3 separate regions of the Homo sapiens genome follow, and all the other regions are linked to region 2. The links are chromatin contacts, found by Hi-C or POLR2A ChIA-PET in ENCODE. All regions are on one chromosome and are shown on one strand. Each heading gives the region's core, a stretch centred on a gene start or an enhancer-like site at or near the end of the contact. The rest is flanking DNA. Distances are from core to core; before and after follow the strand shown.

What was found. A loop is a pair of places that touch in the nucleus more often than their neighbours do. ChIA-PET counts read pairs that join two places held with the same protein, here RNA polymerase II (POLR2A). Pooled maps may share reads with other maps.
Region 1: a loop to region 2 is called in a pooled map, with 2.7 times the contacts of the local background. The contact joins two enhancer-like sites. A Hi-C loop is called at or near these places in 1 of 50 pooled maps. POLR2A ChIA-PET finds 5 or more read pairs at or near these places in 7 of 52 experiments (A673, CD4-positive, alpha-beta memory T cell, GM12878 and 4 more).
Region 3: a loop to region 2 is called in a pooled map, with 2.5 times the contacts of the local background. The contact joins two enhancer-like sites. A Hi-C loop is called at or near these places in 1 of 168 maps with a recorded cell type or tissue (K562) and 3 of 50 pooled maps. POLR2A ChIA-PET finds 5 or more read pairs at or near these places in 5 of 52 experiments (A549, AG04450, GM10248 and 2 more).

Annotation. Positions count from the first base shown.
Region 1 is chr2:26,183,138-26,186,983 of GRCh38, reverse strand. GAREM2 (GRB2 associated regulator of MAPK1 subtype 2) reads right to left here. Exons shown (of 6, transcript NM_001168241.2): 4 at 1,708-2,751; 5 at 626-795. Among named protein-coding and RNA genes, the nearest start is that of GAREM2, 12 kb to the right of the region's middle. RefSeq lists a silencer at 1,943-2,182. Within about 2 kb of position 1,828, at least 11 of the 41 ENCODE cell types and tissues checked have a DNase peak (open chromatin) inside an H3K27ac peak, as active enhancers do.
Region 2 is chr2:26,066,632-26,070,541 of GRCh38, reverse strand. All of the region lies in intron 1 of RAB10 (RAB10, member RAS oncogene family), which reads right to left. It overlaps LOC105374333 (a long non-coding RNA gene), which reads right to left. Exons shown (of 2, transcript XR_939851.3): 1 at 1-3,910. Among named protein-coding and RNA genes, the nearest start is that of RAB10, 35 kb to the right of the region's middle. RefSeq lists an enhancer at 1,795-1,844. Within about 2 kb of position 1,766, at least 14 of the 41 ENCODE cell types and tissues checked have a DNase peak (open chromatin) inside an H3K27ac peak, as active enhancers do; they include PC-9, where a contact is called at or near this core.
Region 3 is chr2:26,142,702-26,146,362 of GRCh38, reverse strand. No RefSeq gene overlaps it. Among named protein-coding and RNA genes, the nearest start is that of GAREM2, 29 kb to the left of the region's middle. Within about 2 kb of position 2,147, at least 4 of the 41 ENCODE cell types and tissues checked have a DNase peak (open chromatin) inside an H3K27ac peak, as active enhancers do; they include PC-9, where a contact is called at or near this core.

The sequences.
Region 1 (3,846 bases), core at 579-3,078, 120 kb before region 2:
TTTCTTTTGAGATGGTGTTCTCGCTCTGTTGCCCAGGCTGGAGTGCAGTGGTGCAATCTTGGCTCACTGCAACCTCCACCTCCCGGGTTCAAGCGATTCTCCTGCCTCAGCTTCCCGAGTAGCTGGGATTACAGGCATGTGCCGTAATGCCCGGCTAATTTTTGTATTTTAGAAGACATGGAGTTTCGCCATGTTAGCCAGGCTGGTCTTGAACTCCTGACCTCAAGTGATTCACCCAACTCGGCCTCCCAAAGTGCTGGGATTACCGGCATCAGCCACCGCACCTGGCCTGAACTTAATCAAAATTTCAAAACAGCAAGGAGCTCTCTTCTCTCTATCCTGCAGCAAAGTCCCCACCTTGAGGGGACCAGGGCAATGCTCCCATCCGTTCCTCAACATTTAAGAGAGAAAGAAGCTGAAGTGGGCAGAACAGGCCACTGGGCCCCAGGCCCCAAGACACCCAGACAGCAGTGCCAATCCCTGAGCCACTGCACAGGGAGCTGCACCCTCGGGAATCTCCCAGGCCTCAAGACTTCCTCTTCCTCAGCACTGTAGTTCCCCCTCCTCACCCTTCCCTGCCTTGATCTACCTTAGAACTCAGGACCAAGGGAAGGCAGGGACTCACCCATCCTGGAGGCCAGAGGAGTAGTAGGAGAGGCTGGAGCTGGGGGAATGTACCGGCTGCAGCTTGGGGAAGCGAGGGGGAACCGGGGGGCTGCTGGAGAGCCGGCCGCTGCCATTGCCACCCCGGGGAGGCACTGGAGGGGCATTGAGCAGGCGGCACTCCTCCTTCACCTACAAGCAGAGGGCGGTGACTCCACCTCGACTCCAAACAGCTGGCACTCCTTATCTTCCCCTTCCCAAGCAGCTGGGCGAGGGGGCTGTCTGGGCCTGACATTTGCCCCACTTTGCCAATAGGCTGCCTTGCACCCCAACTGCTCATCCAGTCAGCCAGCCACCCCACCCTTCCTAGCCTTCCCAGCCTATCTCACGCACCCACACCCTGTCCCACAGCCTCCTTCCTGTTCCTTGGAAATCCATCATGGATGTTAAGAAAAAGAACACAAAGGTAGATCAAAACAGGTTAAGCAGACGTGCTCCCTCCTCAAGGAAAAGGAGAGAAAGCAGAGGACAAAGGAAAGCCGAAGGGACAGAGGGAAGGAAGCGTCTGCCACCTGCATCCCTCCCTACAAGTCGTGTACCCCAAAGAGGACTCCATGGGATGCTGACGGGTGTTACGGGCAGGGAGAAAATGTTCTGATAAACAGGATTCCTTAGTGCAGGACTTCTCAGAGCCTTTAATCTACCAATGCTCTGTGACTCCAATATGAGGAGGGAAAAAGGGCTGGGAATCATTCACAGCATTTCTAAGCTTACTTCGCCAAGGAACCTTCTTTTCACGCAACAACTTAAAGGACCCCTGTTCTGTGGTACCTTCTGGGTAACAGTGCTTCGGGGCTCCTCTCAAATCCTCTGAGGCTGGGGACCTACACGCATCTCTGTCCCACAGCTCTCCCGCCACCGCCCGCCCCAGTGCCCCTTACTACAAATGCTTTTGCCTGGCATGCCTCTGCCCTTTCCTTCTCCCCTTCCCCACCCCGCCGAGGAAGACACCTCGTCTGCCACATACTCCGGGGCCGGGGCCCAGGAGAACGGGCTTTGGGCCCTGGCTGGACCCGGGACTCGGCCCCCAGCGCGCTCACTCACCGCCTCGGATTTGGGAGGGACTGGAGGCGGCGGCGCTTCCGGCTCCCGACGCGGCGGTCCCGCGGCCCCGAAGGAGATGAGATCGAGCCCTGGGGGCGGCCGGACGAGGCCCTCGGGCCCCTGGTGCGCCCACAACTCCTCGTAGGGGATCTCGGCGGGCGGCGCGGCGGGCTCGGGCGCGGCTGCCCAGTCGGGGCTCACGTACTCCTGGTCGCCCTCGCCGGCGGGAGCCGGCGCTAGCGGGCCGGGGGCGCGGGCGAGCCCGGGGGCGCGCGGCGCGGGCAGGCAGAGGCGCGCGCGGCGCGGGCTGGCGCAGTCTTCGGCGAGCTCCGCTGGCGCCTCGCGCACGGCCGTGGAGTACTCGTCGGGGTCGAAGCGCTCGCGGCAGTAGGAGGCGCTGTCGCGCACCAGGCGCTCGACGCGCGGGTCCCCGGCCAGCAGGCCCTGCGGCAGCGCGAAGCGCGGCGTGTCCGTGAGCAGCAGGAAGTGCAGCGGCGCCGGGCCCTCGCGGCGCAGCGCCAGCCCCAGCACCACCGTCTTGGAGATGATGCTAACCAGCTTGTAGCAATGACCCTCCCGCACCGGGTGCAGGTCGTAGGGGTTGCGCGGCGGCCGGCTGGGCACCAGCACGTTCACCGGCAGCCTCACGCGCTCGATGATGGCGCGCACCGTGTGCTCGCCCTCTTGCATCTGCAGCTCCAGCGGGCTGCGAGTGCTGAAGCGGCCCTGGCACTGAAAGGGCAGGCTCAGGCTTTCGTTGGTGCGGTGGTTCATGCAGATGAGGCAGGGCATCTTGCCTTTGACCGGCCTGGCGCCCCCGCCGCCAGTGCCTCCCGCGGCCCCCGCGCTCGCTGGGCCGCCGCCGCCCACCCCGGCCAGCGCCCCGGCCCGGCCCAGCTTTCGCAGGAGGGTGGTGAAGCGCGAGCGCTCCTTGGTGGTCTTGGCGCACAGGATCTCCGCCTGGCCCATAAGAGTGAGCTCGTCGCCCGCATGCAGCGTGAAGTTGTACACCTCGCTGTCCTCGCTGAACTCGCCCGACACCACCTGGGGATCCCAGAGACAGGGCAGGGCCTTAGCCAGGTCCCAGGGAAAGCCACACGGCCAGCTCCCAGAGACTGGAAAGGGAAAACAGCCTTCCTCTTCCGCCCTCCCGGGGCTCGGACTAGATGGTAGGCCAGGAGATCCACGTTCATCCTGGAGAGACCACTAGCAGCTGTGCCACCTTAAATGAGTTGCCCCTCCACGCCTTAGCGACCATATCTGATAACTCTTACTTCGAAGAACTGCTGTAGGATTAAAAAGACTGTGCAGTGACATATTTTTCTTTTCTTCCCCACTACTTGGATCAGCAACATATTTTAAAGTATGCAGTAAATGGCGACTTTTATCATCATTGTCTTTACCATTTGGGCGATCATAATGCCCTACCCATCCAACAAGGCTAAGTGAAGAGAAATGAATTGATGGATAAGAAAAGGGTTTGTAAACAGAACAGCACTATCTGTACATAGCAGGGACTGCTTTTAGTTGTTTTTGTTTGTTTGTTTGTTTGTTTGAGACAGGGTCTTGCTCTGTCTCCCAGGCTGGAGGGCAGTGGCACATTCACAGCTCAGTGCAGCCTCAAACTCCTGGCAACAGTCCTCCCGCCTCAGCCTCCCAAGTAGCTAGGACTATAGATACGCACCACTATGCCCAGCTAATTTTTTAACATTTTTTGTAGAGACAGGGTCTCTCCATGTTGCCCAGGCTGGTCTCAAACTCCTGGCCTCAGTTGATCCTCCCTCCTCAGCCTCCCAAAGTGTTGGGATTACAGGCATGAGCCACTGCTCCCACCCCACAGCAGGGGTCTATTTACACTGCCTGCTCACCACAACCACCGCCTCTACAAGTGGGTGCTGGGGCAGCTAGGGACAGGTTGCCCTGAAAAGTCTCCAAGTCAGAACATGACCCTTCCAGACACCCGCTCCTGCTTCACTACCTTTCATAGGAAGTCCTTCAGCCCAGTGGGTCCTATTCCCCACCCTTCTGACATGGCTTGATTGTGCCAAAGACCCCTAAGGGGTCCCCAGGAGCCGCTCTCCTTCTTGGATCCTGAGGGCAACCTTCCAACCAGAGTCAGGGTTGCCCCTGAGGCAAGGA
Region 2 (3,910 bases), core at 517-3,016:
ATATTGTACAAGGTTCACAAGAAGGAAAACAGTACTCTAAAATTTTTCTTAAACTATTTTAAGTATGATGAAACGAACAAAACTCAATTCCGAGAATAAAAAAATCCTTGAGGTTCAAAAAGATAGTCACTTTAAGTGACTGTGAAAATGTACCTATGTTTTAAAACAGGTGAAAAACAGATAAAACCAGATTTAATACTACTTCACTGAAATCACACAACTACTTGATTTAATCTAGTCTTTTCCCACCATTTCCTTTTGAGCTCTCAAGCATATCTGCCTGTAGCAAGTTCTCATCTGCACACGTCCTAGAAAAGCCAAAAGCAAATTCTCTACTCTGAAAAACTGAGGCCAAGAAGGCCACATCCTGTGATAAAGCCAAGGACGCATAATTTCAAGTCCAAGGATCTCTAGAAGAATTCGTGTAGCTGCACATCCATTATAGCTCAATATAACACAATGCAGAGTGAATATAAATCTAAGACTGACACACACACACCTCCCCCAAACCAAGATTATTGTCAAAAGTATCGGAGGCCAGGTGCGATGGCTCACGCCTGTAATCCCAGCACTTTGGGAAGCCGGGGAGGGCAGATCACTTGAGGTCAGGAGCTCGAGAGCAGCCTGGCCAACCATGGCGAAACCTCATCTCTATTAAAAACACAAAAATTAGTGGGGCATGGTGGCACGTGCCTGTAGTCCCAGCTACTTGGGAGGCTGAGGCAGAAGAATCACTTAAACCTGAGAGGTGAAGGCTGCAGTGAGATGAGATCATGCCACTGCTCTCCAGCCGGGGCAACAGAGTGAGACCCCATCTCAAAAAAAAAAGTATCTGAGTAGTTGTTTTTCCTTTTTTCTTTTTTTTTGGGGGGTAGGGGGGCAGAGTCTCGCTCTGCCGCCCAGACTGGAGTGCAGTGGTGCGATCTGGGCTCACTGCAACCTCCACTTCCTGGGTTCAAGTGATTCTCCTGCCTCAGCCTCCCAAGTTGCTGGGATTACAGGCGCCCACCACCATGCCCAGCTAATTTTTGTATTTTTAGTAGAGACAGGGTTTCACCACATTGGCCAGGCTGGTCTCAAACTCCTGACCTTGTGATCCTCCCACAGTGCTGGGATTACAGGTGTGAGCCACCAAGCCCAGCCAGTTGAAGTTTTTTTAAATGCCCTTCTATTATCCTCAGGATATGTCTCAAAAAGTTTAAATTATAGAAAAAAATCTGTAAATCCCAAAGAACACTACAACTCAGCATTAATCCTAAAACTGTTGGGGTTATCTCTTTTACTAGTGGGAAACATGCAGTTTACTGTGCAACTAGCCAAAGGCCTGCTAATGCTGATGGGACCATTAGCCTCAACCATGGTTCTACTGCAGAAATGAAAACCACCTTACCAAAGCCAACTTTTTGGGCATTAAAATTTCAAAGCATCTCAATGCTGTTCAGAGGGCAAATAGGCTATATTAGACATTAAGAAAGAAATTATCAGTTGAAATTAAGAATATATATGTGAGAGATTACAGAAAAGCTTAAGACAAACTAGAAATTCTTAAATTCAAACTGCCACTAAAATGGAAGGCAGTGCATCAGTAGTTCCTGAGCTATGTGTACTGTATTCTCTCCCCCACGAAGAGATAATCTGCATGAAAACAATAAGTGAAACATTTTTGAAACAGCTCTTTCATCTGACTTCTACAGAAGAGGTAAAATGTGTCATCACTAAATTTGCTTAGCTGGTTTTAAGCCTTGCCCACAACGTCTGAGGAAATGACTCAGCAAGACTCAGCCCATATGTTAACCAGAGTTAAGCGATTAACACAATTAAAGTTAAGCACACATTTCTCAAACACGCCCAATTTACAGATAAAGAAAGAGGCTCAGAGTTTAAATGACTTGCTCAAGCTCACAAACCAAATTAACTATGATCAGAACTCTGTCTCTTGGCTCAGGATTGTCTGATGTATTTGGCACTAAAAAGATCACCTCAAAAAAAAAATTAAAGGCTCACTGTCACAGTCACTGACAGGTATTTTCACATATAATCGCTCATAATCCTTAAAGATTAAATAGTATACAGTAAGAGTTTAAACACATCTTTGATAAGTCTTTAATTAGAAAATTCCAACTCCAATCCATTTTCCACATTTTCTGGGCCAACCATCTTTTAAAAATTGAATCTAACCATGTCACATCCCTGCTCAAACCTTCCATGGAATTCGAATCCTTAGCATGGACTACCAGGCTCTGCACAATCTGGCTCAAACCCACGTCTTCAACATCTATTGCTTCTGCTAGCCTCACAAGTCACATTTGCAACACACATCATCTTTCAGTTCTTTGAACTCAAAAAGCTCCTTTACTAAGGACCTTTTTGTGCCCACTTCCTCTGCCTGGAATGATGTTCTTCTACCTAACTTCTAATCATATCTCATGTAGCAGTATAAATGTCATTTCCCCAGGACAGCATTCTCTAGGCCACCTGACCATCCTCTGAAATAGATTAATTAATAACCTGTTTATTCTCATTTTACTAACTAGAGAACTACTCTGGTTTGATGTTTCTGTTTACTTGATGAACATATATCAACCCCCCAGCAAATTCTGCTGCAAGTATGGTGACCATAAGTCTGTTTGACCTCAAGTCTTCATTTATGATTGGTGTTTCCAAACATCGTGTACAAATCTACTGTCTTAGACTTTACATTTTTAACAAAGTTGCATCAAAATAAGTATTGATGGTTTCACAGACATTGAATTGGTGTTTCTAACTTCTGACAAGGTCTTACACAGTAGTCATGTGAGATGTGCATTGTAAACAGCTATCACATTTTAACACATGATTAAATCTAACAAGATGACTAGTGGTAGTCTGCCTCTTTTCTTAACCCTTTACAAATTTGAAACAATTGACATTTTCCTTTTTAGGACACCAAGTCAATATCAAGTATGGTAACAGGCAGCTAACTCCCTCCTTCAGGTGTTGACAGTTGCTGGAAGGAGAATATTCAAGGCTGTTGCCCCCATCCATCATCTGTGCCATGGCCAGTTCCTCAGCCAACAAGAAGCCATCAAAATACTGTCAGTGAGATCAGTAGGAAACATGGAAAAAATATGTACATAGGAAATGTGTATGAGTGGTCCTTTCATAGAGTATGCAGATACAGTATAAACCCCTTTTGCTACAATGACCTTTTCATTGTTACACAGTGTATATCTACAACTAATCTATGTATTTTTAAATAAGCCCTTTAGATAGCAATGCACTCAAGTATATATTTAAAGTGGTAACAATGACTTCAAGCAGCAAATCTGAAGAAGCATCAACATTTGGCTAGGTGAGGTGGTCCACACTTGTAAACCTAGCACTTTGGAAGGCCACGGCAGGAGGATCACTTGAGCCCAGGAGTTTGAGACCTGCTTGGGCAACATAGGGAGACCCCGTCTCTACAAAAAATACAAAAAATAGAGCGGCATGGTGGCTCACACCTATAATCCCAGCACTTTGGGAGGCTGAGGCAGGTGGATCACTTGAGGTCAGGAGTTCGAGACCAGCCTGGCCAATGTGGATAAACCCCATCTCTACTAAAATACAAAAATTAGCCTGGCGTGGTGGCATGTGCCTGTAGTCCCAGCTACTCAAGAGGCTGAGGCAGAAGAATCACTTGAACCTGGGAGGTGGAGGCTGCAGTGAGCCGAGATTGTGCCACCGCACTTCAGCCTGGGTGACAGAGTGAGACTCCGTATCAAAAAAAAAAAAAAAAAAAAAAATTGATGGCATGGTTTTGCTGTGTCCCCACCCAAATGTCATCTTGAACTGTAGTTCCCATAATCCCCAAGTGTCATGGGAAGGACCCGGTGGGAGGTAATTGAAACACAGGGGTGGTTACCTCCATGCTGTTCTCATGATAGCGAGT
Region 3 (3,661 bases), core at 898-3,397, 75 kb before region 2:
CAATCTGGGTGTCAGGTATGTGGATTGTTATTTTTATTTATTTTATTTATTTTTATTATTATTATTTTTTGAGACGTTGTTGCTCTGTTGCCAGGCTGGAGTGCAGTGGCACAATCTCAGCTCACTGCAACCTCCACCTCCTGGGTTCAAGCAATTCTCCTACCTCAGTTTCCTGAGTGGCTGGGATTATAGGTGTGTGCAACCATGCCCGGCTATTTTTTTCTGTAGATTGTTATTAATTTTCCTATACTTTTCTTTATGTTGACTGATTTCGTATATACGGTTTTGGTAGATTGGAAACTTTGTATGTGTTTATATGTCCTCAGAACTGGAGGAATCTGCTATAAGGGGCCTTTTTGTTGGTGAACTTCCATGTGACAGAAGGACTTCCTAATCTTCTGCCTGAGTACATGTATTTGGCTGCTAAAATTCTGGGAAAGGGAAGGAAGAATGAAGGAAAGAAGCTTAGGAGCCCATTATTCAAGACAGGCGTCCACTTCATTCCTTGTTTTTGATACTATGACTCACCTCCACCTCTCTCTGGGCCTGGTGGCCTCACATCTGAAGCCTCTATAGTTTCATTTCTGCAAATAATAAGGCTTGAAGAGGGGTGACAGCAACTCCTGGCTGTGAGGGGTGGGAAGGGACACTTGGGATCCGTTATTTCCTTGCTCCATTTTTAGCCCATTGCCATATGCCTCAGTTGTCCATGGTAACTGGTACCTATAAATCCTGGAACTCTTGGGATCCCATCAGAGAAAATATACCCACTTCTTATCGACATCCCCCTTTGAAAACAATGAGGTTGTAACTTATGCTCCACGTCAGTTAGCTCTGTTTTCCATCTTCCATTTTTTAAAGACTAATATTTACATACATAAAAATTTTAATTCTCACTTGCTGATGTCTCTTGCTCCCTAATTTTTATCTTTGTAGGTTTATACTTTTAAAATTCCGTGTCTGCCATGCTGGTGGGGGTAGGGAGAGATCATTTAATTTTGTGTGGCTATATATTACCCTAAAATCTTGATGGGCTTTTGAGAAATCTCTCATGGCACACTGAAGAAATGCAGTTTCCAGCATTGGTCACACGGTGGCGGAGCGACCCTACGTTTAATTTATAGTTTCTCCATGCAAGCCCCACTGCCAACCCCACAAGAGTTGGGGTATTGGAGTCCTGGCTAATCCAGCAAGGTGGACTACAGAATTGTAGAATATTTCCATTGAACTGTTGGAGAGCTTTCGAGTCCATCTCCTTTAGAGACAAGGAAATGATTCACAGGAGTCAACTAATGTATCCAATACCCGGAAGTAGTAAGAATAAATTTGAACTTTAAATTTTTTTTTTTTTTTTTGAGGCGGAGTCTCACTCTGTTGCCTAGGCTGGAGTGCAGTGGTGTGATCTCGGCTCACTGCAACCTCCGCTTCCCAGGATCAAGTGATTCTCCTGCCTCAGCCTCCTGAGTAGCTGGGATTACAGGCATGCGTTCCCATGCCTGGCTAATTTTTGTATTTTTAGTAGAGACGGGGTTTCACCATGTTGGTCAGGCTGGTCTCAAACTCCTGACATTGTGATCCTCCCACCTCAGCTTCCCAAAGTGCTGAGATTACAGGCATGAGCCACCAGGCCCCGCCTTTTTTCTTTTTCTTTCTTTCTTTTTTTTTTTTTGAGACAGTCTTGCTCTGTTGCCCAGGCTGGAGTGCAGTGGCATGATCTCGGCTTACTAATACCTATCTCAGGTTCAAGTGATTCTCCTGCCTCAGCCTCCCAAGTAGCTGGGATTACAGGCACGTGCCACCACACCAGGCTAATTTTTATATTTTTAGTAGATGCAGGGTTTCACCATGTTGGCCAGGCTTGTCTCAAACTCCTGACCTCAAGTGATCCACCAGACTCGGCCTCCCAAGTGCTGGGATTACAGGCGTGAGCCACTGTGCCCAGACTAAAAGTTATAATTGAAGTTGCCTTTGAATCAAGATGGGACTGTGAATGTATGGAAGTGGGGGTGGGGAAAAGGAGGCCGCTGCATCCCCTGCTTGAATGTGATGGGAGAGGGAAGCTGAAGGAACGTCACCGGTTCACTCACTGCATGTTCTGAGCACCTGCTGCGTGGACAGCAATGCAATAAGATTTGTGAAAACACAAAAAGGACTAGAGTCCCTGCCCACCACTCGCTCACAATCCATTAAAGAGATAAGCCAGTTAACCACAAACAAGGAAGTAGGCAATAAATGCCCAACGGAAAAGCAGGCCAAATGTATTCTTCTCGGGATTTAGAAGAGAAAGGCAACTGCTCTGCTCAGAAGTGGGGAATATACCTGCTGGTGGGATTCGGGCTGGCCTTGGGAAAATAGCATAGGGCCACCTTTCTCAAATTGTAATTTGTGTGAGACTCCTCTGGGGCTTTTGTGTAATCATAGATGTGAATTGTGCAGAGCAGCTGCAGTTCTCAGAAGCTCCCAGGTGATTCCCATGCAGGTGATCTGAAGAACACACTTTGAGTAGCAAGGGTATGGGAACTGGTTCATGAACTTGGCTGCACATGGGAATCACATAGGAAGTTAAAAACGAACAAAAAGCCACTATCATCTCAGGAATTCTGGGGTGCAACCTTGGCATTAGTTTGTTTGCTTATTGTGTAAAGAAAGTGTCTCACTATACCCTCAGGCTGGTCTTGAACCCCTGGCCTCAAGCAGTCCTCCCATCTCGGCTTCCCAAAGTGCTGGGACTCCAGGCATGAACCACTGCACAGAGCCAGTGCTTGTATTTCTAAAAGCACTCCCCTAATGTGCAGTAAAGTTTGCACACCACTGGCATAGTAGATATTTGTCACTCTTTTTGCCCATCCAGTTACCTAAATCCCCCATCTTAGAGTCAGAGGCCACCTCCCACTATTGAAGCTGAAAACAAGAGATTCTCCCTTTTCCCCACTTCCCTGGCACCTGGGGCAGGGGCATGTATTTTGGGCTTCACCAACCAATAACCATCCAGACTGTGAACAAGAAGCCACTGAAACAAAGCAGAATCCATACAGTATCCATCCACCTTTGCAGGAGTTTTGGCACTGGCGGCAGCCAGTTTTCAGAGGCAGCAGGGACAATTCTTGGGGCGTGATGTCTGTGTTGATCAGCAGTGACTACAGGGCCTTAGCAGACCAATTCTTTTAAGTCTAATTTTGAGCACTGGTCTTGATGCACAATCTTTTTTGTTGTTGTTTTGGAGGGCACACCCGGATCTTGGTGCACAGCCTTTAAGACTGGTTCTATGGTCTTAGAGACTAGGAGCTACCCAGTATAACCGTAGACACACACGTTCACAGCCCTTTAGGGCTAAACTTATAATACATTTTTTTTTTTCGAGATGGGGGTCTCACTTTATCAACCAGGCTGGAGTGTGGAGTGGAGTGCAGTGGTGTAATCTTGGCTAACTATAGCCTCAACCTCCAGGACTCAACTGATCCTCCCACCTCAGTCTCCCAGGCAGCTGAGACCACAGATGCACACCACCATGCCTGGCTAATTTTTGTTATTTTTTGTAGAGACAGATTTTCGTCATGTTGCCCAGGCTGGTCTAGAACTATTGAGCTCAGGCAATCCACCCACCTCAGCCTCCCAAAGTGCTGAGATTACAGGCATGAGCCACCACGCCCAGCCCTTATAA